Linked DNA regions of Mus musculus: region 1 is linked to region 2. The links are chromatin contacts, found by POLR2A ChIA-PET in ENCODE. All regions are on one chromosome and are shown on one strand. The core of a region is the stretch at or near the end of the contact, and the rest is flanking DNA. Distances in the headings are between cores, read along the strand shown. Region 1 holds the start of Akr1a1 (aldo-keto reductase family 1, member A1 (aldehyde reductase)). Region 2 holds the start of Gpbp1l1 (GC-rich promoter binding protein 1-like 1).

What was found. ChIA-PET counts read pairs that join two places held with the same protein, here RNA polymerase II (POLR2A).
Region 1: POLR2A ChIA-PET joins it to region 2 with 23 read pairs in embryonic stem cell. The contact joins the promoter of Akr1a1 here to the promoter of Gpbp1l1 in region 2. POLR2A ChIA-PET finds 5 or more read pairs at or near these places in 3 of 5 experiments (Patski and embryonic stem cell).

Annotation. Positions count from the first base shown.
Region 1 is chr4:116,647,866-116,654,685 of GRCm38, forward strand. It overlaps Akr1a1 (aldo-keto reductase family 1, member A1 (aldehyde reductase)), which reads right to left and starts at 3,809. Exons shown (of 9, transcript NM_021473.3): 1 at 3,474-3,809.
Region 2 is chr4:116,553,763-116,560,082 of GRCm38, forward strand. Gpbp1l1 (GC-rich promoter binding protein 1-like 1) reads left to right here and starts at 3,896. Exons shown (of 12, transcript NM_029868.3): 1 at 3,896-4,066. It overlaps Tmem69 (transmembrane protein 69), which reads right to left and starts at 2,181. Exons shown (of 3, transcript NM_177670.4): 1 at 2,111-2,181; 2 at 1,006-1,141. The coding sequence starts at 1,047.

The DNA.
Region 1 (6,820 bases), core at 2,559-5,058, 94 kb after region 2:
CTCATCAGATCCATCAGCAGAGTGCAGCATCATCTAGGCTCTAGAATTACACAAACTTCATTTGAATCTCAGCTCCACCATTTCAAGAGTCTGCTCTTCATTCTCTGCTTTCTGTATACTCAATTCACCAGAGAGCCAAGGCCTTGGATGGCAAATATTGAAACAAACCAGACAGAGCCAGGCAGTGGTGGTACACAACTTTAATTCAAGCACTTGGGAGGCAGAGGCAGATGGATCTCTTGAGTTTGAGGCAAGCCATATCTACATGGGGAGTTCTAGGACAGCCAGGCCTACACAGAGAAATCCTGTCTTGAACCCACACCTCCTGAAAAAAGGAAAAAAGCCTGAAGTTATGCTCTGACCTCTACACCCATTCATACAGTAATAACAAAAAAATTCTTAAAAATAAAACCCGCCGGGCAGCGGTGGCACATGCCTTTAATCCTAGCATTCAGGAGGCAGAGGCAGGTGGATTTCTGAGTTTGAAGTCAGCCTGGTCTACAGAATGAGTTCCAGGACAGCCAGGGCTACACAGAGAAACCCTGTCTCCAAAATCAACAAATAAATAAATAAAACTCATCTTAGGAGGTTTTTATCTTCTCTTGCACTTCTAAGAACCCTGCTTAAAAATCATCCTAAATTGGGGGCTAGAGAAATGGCTCAGTGGTTGAGAGCACTGACTGCTCTTCCAGAGGTCCTGAGTTCAATTCCCAACAACCACATGGTAGCTCACAACCATTTGTAATGGGATCTGATGTCTTCTTCTGGTATGTGTGCTACAGTGTTCTCACACAGATAAACTAAATCAATAAATTTTTTTTGGGGGGGGGGGTGGTTGGGTTTTTTGAGACAGGGTTTCTCTGTATAGCTCTGGCTGTCCTGGAACTCATTTTGTAGACCAGACTGGCCTCGAACTCAGAAATCCACCTGCTTTTGCCTCCTGAGTCCTGGGATTAAAGGTGTGTGCCACCACTCCCGGTTCAATAATTCTTTTTAAAAATCATCCTAAATATGTTATATTGGCCCAGATCTATTTTCTGCATTAAAAATTCTGTTGCTAGCCCATCATGGTTGCTTGTTCCTTTAATCCCAGCACTTGGGAGGCAAATCAGGTGGATCTCAGCTCAAAGCCTGAAAAGGAGGGCAAAACAGACAAATAAACAATAATAAAAAAACCAAAAAAGCCCAAGCCTTCAAATCTCCAAAAATATCCACTTCCTGAGTTAAGTGGAAGGGTGCACATCTGAGGCCAAGTGCAACCTACACGTTCACGGTAAGACCGCATTACATACGAAAGCCCTTCTCAAAAACACAGAAAGTAAATATAAAAAATTATATAAGCTGGGCCCTGGTGCCTGCCTTTAATCTCAGCACTTGGAAGGCAGAGACAGGCAGATCTCTGTGAATTCAAGGCCAGTCTGATCTACAGAGCAAGTTCCTGGACAGCCAGTACTATAGAAACCCTGTCTCAAAAAACAAAAACCCCCAAAATACATACATGCCTTTACTTCCAAATGCTGTGATGTAAATCTTTTCCAGTAATATACATAAACCTCCACTGTTCCTGCCCTAGCTGCAACCTCTACCATCCCTTGACTAAACCAGGAAATATTTTTAATTTGGACTTAATCAAAATACATCCACCAAATCCAATCATGTGATTCCTTGGCTTAAACTGTTCAGTAATTCTCTCCAGGTTAAAGTCCAGACTCTTTAAAACCTAGGTCCCACATTTCTCATTTCGCTGTCTCATCATTTCAGATTGAGAAGCAAGCTCCACCTGATTCCAGGTATCGGCACATTTTCTTTCCCCAAACTTCACACTTGCCTAGCTAATTGTTACTTACCATTGAGCTAGTACATGGAAATTCTGGTTCCTCCCTGAAACTTCTAATCACTTTCTCACATGACTGTGTGTGTGTGTGTGTGTGTGTGTACTGATATACACTGTATATCTCACTGCATCTCTTTGTTCATAAGGAGGTTTCCCCCAGCCGGGCGGTGGTGGTGCATGCCTTTAATCCCAGCACTTGGGAGGCAGAGGCAGGCAGATTTCTGAGTTCGAGGCCAGCCTGGTCTACAAAGTGAGTTTCAGGACAGCCAGGGCTACACAGAGAAACCCTGTCTCGAAAAAACAAAACAAAAACAACAAAACAAAAACAACAACAACAAAAGGGTTTCCCCCACAAGCCAGGGTCATTTATCTGAACCCTTTACCATGCGCACACAGAAGTTAATTGAGGGGAGACCTTGAATACTGGGGCTTTTCTTTTGGATTTGGTTTGGGTTTTTTCCCCAGATATGGTCTCATGTAGCCCAGGATGGTCTTGAACTGTCTGTAGCCAAGAATGGAATTGAACTCATGATCCCCCTGCGTCTCCCTTCCAAATTGGCTTTATAGGCAGGAGATACCATGCCATGCTAGCTGGACAGCTTAGCTTGCTGGAGAAGCACCTGAGGAAGTCACTGACTTCGGTATCTTCAATCCATCTTGGAAAACCAAAGAAAAGTCATGTATCTATGTGTGTCAAGGGGCTGGGGGACAATCCCAAGGCCTTACACACGCCAATTCTACCTCTGACCTACACCTGTTAGTATTTTACTAACTTTGAGCAAGTACTAAAAAAAAAAAAATCTGGGTTGGAGGTGTAGTTCAGTTGGTAAAGGGCTTGTCCGGGGCGGAGTTTGACTCTAGTTCCAGGGAATATGTCCCTTTCTTATGACCTCCATGGGCACCAGGCACCCACAAGGTACACATACTTACATAGCAGACAAAACATTAATTTTTAGCAAAAATTCTTCAAAGAGACTCTGTCTCCAAAACTACCTATAAATAATAACCAATTCTGCCGGGCAGGAAAGATTCATACTGGAATTAAACCTGTATCGCTGCTGAAGTGCAACCTGGGAAAAGTTAACAGGCCTGATCAGAAGCTGAGCAGGTCCTGCGGTCCTACGAAAAGTCTAAACAGTAGAGTCCATTAATGGTAGGCTCGGTAATGTGAAGATTCAAGTATTTTCACTTTAAAAGGCTCCGTAGCGACAGGAGATGTTCAAATTTTCTCAAACCTAAGGCAGAGGCTTGAGCAAGCTAATCTCTCCCCACTTCCGCCACTTCCTAGGAATATCCCTGTACCGCCATTAGGAAAGGCAGAGCGCCTAGAAATTTCGAGCAGATGACCAAACAAAGAGATGGCAAAAGCACGAGATATGCACCAGACACATTCAAAGGTTTATCCCAGTCCTCCCTACAGCACTAATGATTTCCTTGCTCATTCCAACTCTGAGGAAACCGAGGTCCAGAAACACGTTATCTGAGAACAGAATAGGAGGAAGTGCTCAAACGCGAAACTAAATCGCATCCCTCGACGTGCTGGCGCCATTCGCTCAATCCTGGCCCTGACCTGTGGTACTGAAGGACCCTCGCCTTTAACTCAGGAGAAAAAGACGAGTCAGCAGCAGGAAGAACTCACCTTGGCAGTGAGCACAGGCTGTGGAAAAGACAAAGTGGCCCGAATTCAGCTCTGCACTCCAGTACTGAGGCAACAGGGCCCGACTTAAGTCCGGCGGAGAAGCGGCAGCCCCACCCCAGGGAGGAGCGAGGGCCCGGCTCCCAGAACTACGCGCAGGACGGAGGAGACCCCCACTGTCCTGCGAAGTAGAAGAGGGAGTAGAAGCCAAAGCTGGGACTTTGCACATTCCTCCCCTGGGAACCTCTCACTCCACCACGAACGTCTGGAAGGGCCGGGGTCCCGAAACTGTGCATGCGCACAAGCTACGTGGACAGTCTTGGGTGGCTGGCCGCGCCCACAACCGGCCCACAGTGCACCGCGCAGGCACCTCTCTAGGCATAGATTCTTATACTTTCTGAAGAGATCCTCTATGATACCTAGGGGGTCCTTCTGGCCGCCTGTCTTTCTTTCTCTAAAGTGAATTTGTCGGAATCCCCGAGCGGGCCTGATACAAAGTTTGACCAAAAAATACAGAAAATCTTGCCTCTGCAAACCCCATTTTAGAAAGTTACTGATCTTTCACTCAGTACCTTGCACTTTAGCCCTGTGCAAAAGACTTCATAAATATGAGCTGGGGCCGTATAGCTAAATTAATACAGTGCTTGCTTAACATAAAGTTCTGGGTTCAAAATCCCAGCACGGCATAAAATTGAGTCGTTATCCCAGCACTTGGGAGGTGGAAGCAAGGAGAATCAGAAGATTCAGTTTTTCTTGCCTCCTATACATTGACTTTGAGGCCAGCCTGAGATTTATGATCCCCTATCTAAAAGGAAAACATTTGAAGATGGAGAGAAGGGGTGCCGCTTTTTCAGAGAACCCAAGTTCAGTACCAGCATTCATGTCAGGAGGTTCTCAACCACCTGTAACCCCAGCTCCAGGGGATTTAATACTCTCTTCTGACTTCCATGAGCACCCACATAAAGGTGGGGTGTGTGTGTTTCCCAGGGATAGCTTATAAAGGGAAAAAACACAATGGGCTCCTAAGTGGGTGAAGGAGGGCTATAGAGCGGTCGGCCCCTCTCCAAGTTTTTTTAGTAGTTTGAACTTAACAGTTCAAGCTGCCCTGTTATATCTTGCTTGGCTGAGTGAAGGCTGCATTTGGGAAATTTCCAATCATAATCATCGTCATCCTCAGAATATATGGTCAATTTGATCTCTGAGTCAAATTGTGTGTGTGTGTGTATGTGTGTGTGTGTGTTTACAATCAAAGTGCAATATGTTTTGTGTCAACAATATGGAGTGGCCAACAGAAATGAAACAAAAGAATTACAGCCAAGCTCGAGGTGACTTTAAGCTAGGGAACGGGCTTCAACATGGGGACCAGCCTTCATCAGTCTCACTACTCTGACTGTCCTGGAACTCACTATTGTAGACCAGGTTGGCCTCCAAATCATAGTAATCTGTCTGGCTCTGACTCCCAAATGCTAAAATTAAAGACGTGCACTCAGCTCTTTTTCTTTTCTTTTTAAAAAATTATTTTATTACCAGGTGGTGGTGATACATGCCATTAATCCTAGCAATCAGGAGAAGAGGCAAGCAGATCTCCAAATTCAAGGCCAGCCTGTTCTACAGAGTGCAACCCTGTCTCAAAAAAACAAAAACAAAAATTTATTTTTACTTGTATGTGTGTGTGCCCGAGTATATGTCTGTTTACCACATGCAGGCAGGAGCTTAAGGAGGTGAGAAATGACCTAGACCTGCAGGTCATTCTTCAGTGACAGGGTCCTGAGAGAGAGGACCGGGAGATCAGAAGATAAGCAGAAAGGTAAAGTTTCAGATGGGGAGGTCTTTCACAAACCATGTCTGTTAAGAAGCACAGCATCTTATATATTATTTCCAGGGGAGAAATTGAACACAGCAGCAAGTGTCATACAATGGAACTAAATCAGGGGAACGCTAATAAAACAATGTTGATTAAGGGGAACACAGGGTATCTCAAAAACATTACACGCTAAGCTCTCCGCAGCCTTTGGACTGATAACTAAAGTCCCATTTGGTGGGAAGATTTGGGTTCTCAGGATCTGAAGCAGTAGCTCCCCCAAGGCCCTGGCTTCCGGCCATCACTGGCCTTGCCAAGCATATTCCTGGTTATGAGAAGGAACTGTGCTACATACAGCGGGGGCAAAAGAATAGAAGCTGCAGCAGAGGTATTTCTATAAGAGCTGTCAGGTAGTGTTTCAATGCCAGGGAAGATCTGCTGTTTAGATCTTACTGGGTGGGATGCCTCTACACAGTCACGTGTGAATTATTAGATGGTCATATCATTTTTTTTTTTTGCCAAGAAATAGGTTTTTCAGAATAGATATCTGTTTTAGGGATGTACAAGACAAACATTGCTCTCTCTCTCCCCCCCCCTCTCTCTTTCTCTCTCTCTCTCTTTCTCTCTCTCTGTGTAACTTTTGATAGTCTGGCCCTGTTTATTTATTATTTATTATCTACACTGGTACAGGATAAATAGCAGCCAGGACTTGTTGAAGTTAACTCTTTCTGGTTCTGTCAGAGTCAGCAGTGGCTCTACTCTGAGCCTAACCTACTCTGCAGCAAAGCAGCCTTCTTCCAAGGTTACACTAGTTCAGCACAGCCATACTTCCCAGAGCAGTGTCCATAGATACGTCCAATGTGTCACTCTATCATAGGAAACGCAATCAGAAGCCAGGTATGGTGAATTATGATCCCAACATTGGATAAAGTCTGAGGCAGGAGAATTGACCTGAGTTTAAGGCCTCTCTGGGCTACAAATCATTCAGGCCAACCTGAACTAGAGTAAAACCCTGCCTCAAAACATAAGTAAATTTAGATCCTAATATTGTATTGGAATTTAGACTCCTTCAAATACATCTTACCATCAAGAGACACGTACTATATTTCCCTTTGAGGAGGGGTCCCTGCAGATGTCAAAAAGGAAATTGAACTTCTCAAAGAGATAAGAATGAAAACAAGGCACAGGTTGACTTCATCAACCTGGATCAGACTTTGGGGAATCTAATGCCAAGTGATTCACTGTCACAGATTTAAAAGCCAGTACAGCTTGGGAAAAGGTTTCCAGGTGACAATCAGTCCAGTCACAGGTGCACAATAAAGCATAAGATGTAACTACAAGCCAGGCGTGGTGGCACACGCCTTTAATCCCAGCACTCGGGAGGCAGAGGCAGGCGGATTTCTGTGTTCGAGGCCAGCTTGGTCTACAAAGCGAGTTCCAGGACAGCCAGGGCTATACAGAGAACCCTGTCTTGAAAACAAAACAAAACAAAAAAAGATGTAACTACATAGAAACACCTTTATAGCCAGGCTGTGGTGGCACACACCTT
Region 2 (6,320 bases), core at 2,646-5,145:
AAAAATAAGAACACATGGTACAGAGAAATACATGTAGGCAAAACACCACATATATAAAGTAATAAATTGGAGGTGGGGGGGATGGCTCAGTGATTAGGAGCACTGGCTGTTTCTCCAGAGGATCCAGGTTTGATTCCTGCCACATGTGGTGGCTTACAACCAATTGTAATTCCAGTTCCAAGGAGATCTTACACCTTCTCCTAGCTTCCACACACATCACATACAGGTGGAACACAGATATACATGTAGGCAAAACACCCATACACATTTTTAAAAAAAAGCTCTTTAAAAAATATCACTTTGAAATTAAAAGGAGCACTACTTACCAGTCATGGTGAGCCCCGAGAAGCATGCAGGGACTGAGCTCCTGCTGGTCTTTACTCCTTTTGTCTTCAGTAAGAATGCTTTTCCTTCAGCTGCCTACATGGCCATTCTTCTTTTCTAACCTCCTATTTATGTTATATAATCCTGTCTATTATTTTCTGGTAGGATTTATTCTTATTTTCATGTGTGTGGGTACCCTCAGTGGAAGCTTCAAGTCCTTTAATGATGAATTAGCAGTGGTTGTGAGCCACCCAACATGGGTGCTGGGGTCAAACTAGAGCCCTGGTCCTCTCTATTTTTTTATTTTATTTATTTATTTATTGGTTTTTCGAGACAGGGTTTCTCTGTAGCTTATTTATTGGTTTTTCGAGACAGGGTTTCTCTGTGTAGCTCTGGCTCTCCTGGAACTCACTTTGTAGACCAGGCTGGCCTCGAACTCAGAAATCCGCCTGCCTCCCGAATGCTGGGGTTAAAGGCATGTGCCACCATGCCCGGCTTCTCTCTATTCTTGATATTCCCTATTCTCTTTCCCTGATGTATAGTACTCCATAGCAGTTATTATTTGACATAGTAAATATTTTACTTATTTATAATTTGCCCATTGTTTTCCTTCCTCACTTGAATACATATTTCTATATCTGCCATAGCCAAACAGTTATTGACAAATAGTGCTCAACTAACCTTTGAAGATGCTCCAGAAACTTTCTGGATGAAGTGTAGCATTCTGGTTTCTGCTCAGGGTTTTGTCCAGGGAAAATGCAATTCCGATTCATATATTTTTATAGTTGAGGGGGATGGCTGAATTTGAAGCAACGCCCTATACATAAAACAAGATATCGCTTAATTGTATACATTTTATACATTTATAAGAAGTCGTTGCTGGGCAGTGGTAGTGCACGCCTTTAATCCCAGCACTTAGCATTGGGAGGCAGAGGCAGGCGGATCTCTGAGTTCAAGGCCAGCCTGGTCTACAGAGTGAGTTCCAGGACAGCCAGGGTTATACAGAGAAACCCTGTCTCAAAAAAAACCCAAAACAACAACAACAACAACAAAAAGTCAAGAAAATCTCTTCGATGAAACATAATTTATTTTGATTTATTTATGTATTTATTTGCCAAAGTGTCACATATTAAGGAAATACGTTTTGTGCTGTTTTTGTTTTCTGAAGAATAATTTTAGTTTTGGCTGTTTGGTTTAATAAAAAGAGCAATGTGAAACTGAACATTTGGATTTAGCAAACATCTCTACCACTTCTTAGGCACCAGTGCCTCATCTTTAAAACTGACAGTTATACCTTTTGTTCCCAATAATCATATATTCTCTTTAGTTATTGTGTACTCGGGGCTGTGGAATTTTTACACTATAAATGAGAGCAGCCACAAATATCGCTTTGTTGTGAATCAAGCAATGTAATTAAATGTTTTCCATATATTCTCCACCTTTTGGAATTCAGTAACCAGTGGAGCACGTGTTTTCTAATTTTGGAGGATTATAATCAGGCTGAAGCCCTGAGACAGAAGCTGATGTGGAGATTAAAAAACTAAAAGCCGTGGCCAACTCGCTCATTCCACGAAAAAAAAAAATGACCAAATGTTTTCATTTCGCCAACGCAACTACCACAAACTGGAAGCTCCTAGCTGACATTTTAGCGACACGAGCGGAATTTAGACACAAAAGGTCCTTAAGACGCGTGGGGTAACTATACATCTATATACCAATACCAATCCTTAGTGACCCCACCACCACCTCCTTCCCAAAGTGTACCCTTGACAACCCTGAAACGTACTTGCCACCATCACACGGCGCAAAAGTTGAACAAATTCAACCAGAAACACCGAAACAACACTTCCGGCAACTGGAATCACACAGCCCCCCCACTTCCTGAGTGCAGGAAAATGGGTCCGGATGGGAATTAACGGTAGCAAGTTCCGACTCTTCTCTTTCCGTTTTTGAATGCTTCCCTCCCTCAGTTATTTTACATTATTTTTAATGTGGATGTTCATGCATGTGCCCACTCAGGCGAGAGGCTTGGATTCCCCACAGTATAGGTGCTGGGAGCTGATCTGAGGTTCTCTGTAAGAGCAGTAAGTGCCTTTAACCACAGAGCTGAGGGCTAGTCTAAAATATTCTAATTGAAGTCAGCTTTCAGATACCTTACAAGTCTCTGTTATGGGATCTCTAACCAGTTTAACACACACACACACATATTCAGGAAGTAGAGTACAATTTCTGAAATAACCCCCAGTAACAGTAGTGGAAGAAGCTAGGAGGAGACTTGGAGTTGGCTGATTTGGCCTACGGAATTATTTTATTTTTTTAAAGGCAGGATTGCCTGGAACGCTTAACTTGCAAAACAACGTTGTTGAGTCGACTGGACACATCTTCCTCCGCATTTGAGTCCTTTATTACTACCACTGGGCGAGAAAGAGGTGTTGATTTTGTTTTTACCTTATTCTCTATTACCTAGAAATTACATTGAGGAATACAGAAGACTGGGGCCCAACATTCAGAATTCTATGAATCAAAGTGTGGCGTTAGGGGCATTGAGCTTGAAGGTCATCCAGGAAGTAACATTGTTGAATTTATCCTCTGTGTGATTTATTCTAAGTCTCCTCTCCCACCCCCAACCTGCCATCTGTCGACCAAAAGGAACAGCTACCAAGTACTTCGAGCGTTCTTGGCTCCTTGTGTAAAAAGCTGAAGACAAAAAGGAGAGTTCATTTACGTAGGGACTCCTTTTTGACTACTTCCTCCATTCTAAGCAGTAAAACTAACTTCCTGAAACATTCGTTTTTAGTGAGACGCTGTCCGCCAGTTTTATTACCTTCTCTGGCAAGGTTGTACGGTCCCTTCCTGTCGTGCAATAGCCAAGAGAGTGCTTATAGACTCTTTTGGGGGTTTATTAGCAAAGACTGGGCTGGAGCAGATTTCAACCCTCCATTCTGGCGGCTCCGTGACGCCTGCAATGCCCATGAACTACAACTCCCGGCAGGTAGTGCGCCCACACCGCCGCGCATGCTCTAGTCCGGAGGGGCGGGAGTATGTGTGTGTCTATGGCTTGCCTAGGACTGTAGTTTCCACGGCGCGCGCCTGTGAATGGAGGGGCAAAGGTGTACAGGGCTCGGAAAACACACTCTTCCGCTACTTGTTTGACAATTCTAGTAGTTGGCGAAGCATCTGGTTCACAATCGAGGTGTGAGAAGGTGAAGAAAGAATGGGTGGGGGAAGAACTGGTACAAATATATCCTCCCATATTCACGTGCTCCCAGGCCGGAGGACCCGGCTGGGAGCTTTAAAGGGGCGTGCTGAATTCGGCTGGTCCTCGCCCCAAGAGCGGCACAAGGAGAGGCGAAGGCTTTGCGGAAGGGAGAGTGGACCGACCGGCGTCGCGCCGAAGGGCGCCGGGGGCGGGGCGGGAAGTAACCGCTGCAGGAGCAGCCCAACGTTTCCAGAGCGAGCCGCGGGCGCCCGGGCGGGGTCACGAAAGCTGGAGCTCACGCCTGCGCGTGCGCCGGTGCTAGTGGGCGTGAAGGAGGCGGGCCGAAGCGGCAGAGGGAGGGCCCAGCCGGCCGTCGCTCCTCCTCCACCCGCTCTGCCCCCTCCTGGGCCTTGTGGGCCGGGCAGCCATTTTGGGAAGAGCTTTGTTATGGTTGTGGGCTAGTCACCTCTGCTGGTCGGAGAAGCTGAGGACGCGTCCTCAGACGCCGCGAGTCGTCCTTGACCGTAGCCCCGCCGCTGCCGGGTGAGTATGGGTCCTGGACACCGAGCAGAAGGAGACCTGGAGTGGTCCCGGCACGGGCTCCGCCGGCACCTAACTGGCCGTCTAGGAAAACTAGTTAGAAGAAGGTCTTGCACAGGTGGTTGGGTGTGGGTCCGCCGGGGTGGACGAGGGACCTGGGAGTCGCCGAGTTGGAACGTCCCCCTCCCCCCCGCCAACGGGAGGAGTCTTGCACACTAGCGTCGCCGCGGCGGTTCCAGAGCTCTCCGACTTCAACTTCAGTTCCCGGTCGGAAACGCTCACCTGCGGCTCCGGCTCCTCTCCAGGAGTTCCGGCTTGATAGTGGTTGAGTGATTTGGTTTACTTGGGTTTTATTATCATTATTATCATTACTATTATTATTATTATTATTTTACCTTTCTTTAAAATAAGAGCCGAAGGCTTCTGTTTTCCAGTTAAGAGAAACTTAACGAGGAAAAAGTCGTGTAAGTCAAATGTGGACTATCTGGGCGAAAGGGAACTTCCACGCCCGGAGTCGCGGTTCTCTGGGGTAGGGAGACCTTTTCAACTTCAGATTGTCTTACTGGTTATCTACCAAACTCCGTCCCATTGGAGTGGAAGTTTGATTAGTTGAAGTGGCTTAACTAGTCGTTTTTATTCCATGCTAAATCTTCCCAACCCATAAAATTCAAAAGATACTGAATCTAAAATGGCTGTAGCCTGAGGAAGAACCCTGTTTAAATGCTTAAATATAATAACATTTCAGTCGTTTTTTCCCCTATGGGACGTTTTCTCTTAGGAGTTTTTGACAATTGGTACCTTTGAAGAGGGTAGGTGTAAGCGAAGGTGAGGCTCAGGAAGTTTACTGCAAAAGTTTACATAAGAATGGGTGCGGTTTTTTGTTTTTGGTAGTTGTGAATAGTTCTGAAATTGTGCTGTGGTATCAGTTTTGTCTGCCACTTTTGTACTCTGAGGTTGGCATGTATAATGTGTTGAATAGTTTAACTTTGATAACTCTTACCCGGAAAACCAGAAGTTAGTGGTGGTTCATGGTTTTTGTTTAGTAATAAAGCCACTTTTTTTGTAAATCTCATCAAAAACTAAAGAGTATTAGACGCCAGTAGACAGATTTGTAGTTTGTTGGTGGTCGAATGTTTTTTGTTTTCAAAATGGGTTTGTCAGTGTAGCCCTGCCTATTCTAGAACTCACTCTGCAGTCCTTGCTGGGCTTGAACTCAGACCCTGAGTCCTGGGATTAGAGCGCTTTTATCACTTCTGCTCCACTCATGAGGTCTCATGTTTTTTATGGTAGTTTTCACCTCAGAACCCAAGAAATTTGGGCATTTACAAAATAAAGAAACAATTTTGCAAGTGAAAATATATTCTGAAGTGTAATGCTAGGTCCTTCTCTCCCACTTTTTTTTTTTAACTAAAGGCAAGCTTCGCTTACAAAACAAAACAAAACAAAAAGACCCTGCCAGAAGTGCAAAAAAACAATAGCAAATTTTAATTTTTGGAAAGGTGTGATTGAGTGAAATTTCTGTCTATTTAAAAGATAAGATAGAGTGCAAATTGTGGATCTTTGACGATCCATTCCCAGGATAAACTGCCACCTTTCATAGAGTTGGTTTCAATTACATTTATATATTCATTTAGACGGTAAAATTTTTGTTCTAGGAATTTTTTTCTTATGTATATGGGTAGTGTGCCTGTATGTATTCCTGTGTAAACGTACATATAGGTCCCATTGAGGTCAGAAGATAATGGATCCCCTGGAACTGGGGTTAAAGACAGTTGTGAGGTGGTGTCATGTGAGTGTTGGGAGTCAAACCTGGGTACTCTGGAAGAGCAACAAGTGCTCTTAACTGCTAAACCATCTCTTCAAAAGCCCAGGAAATATTTATTTACTTATTTATTTTGTTGGTCTTGGAAGAAAATCATTTAAAGTTCTTTTTGAAAATTAGAATTGCTTTCTGTCTTGACATTATTTTACAGTACTAAATTCACCTTTTTTACCTTTCTTCTGAGTGTTCTAAAATGGCTTGCATTTATTTGTTAGTCTAACCTTTCAGTTTATTGTGGACAGTGTGCTTTAAGAATTCGTGAAGTTGGGAGACGGAATGGGAAGCCTTTATTTTGAAGTAACAGAATTCTTTTTTGTTTGTTTGTTGTTGGTTTTTTTTTTTTTTTTTGGAGTTTTTTTGGAGTTTTTTTCTGTGTAGCCTTGGCTGACCTGGAGCTCACTCTATAGATCAGGCTGGCCTGGAACTGGGTTCCAT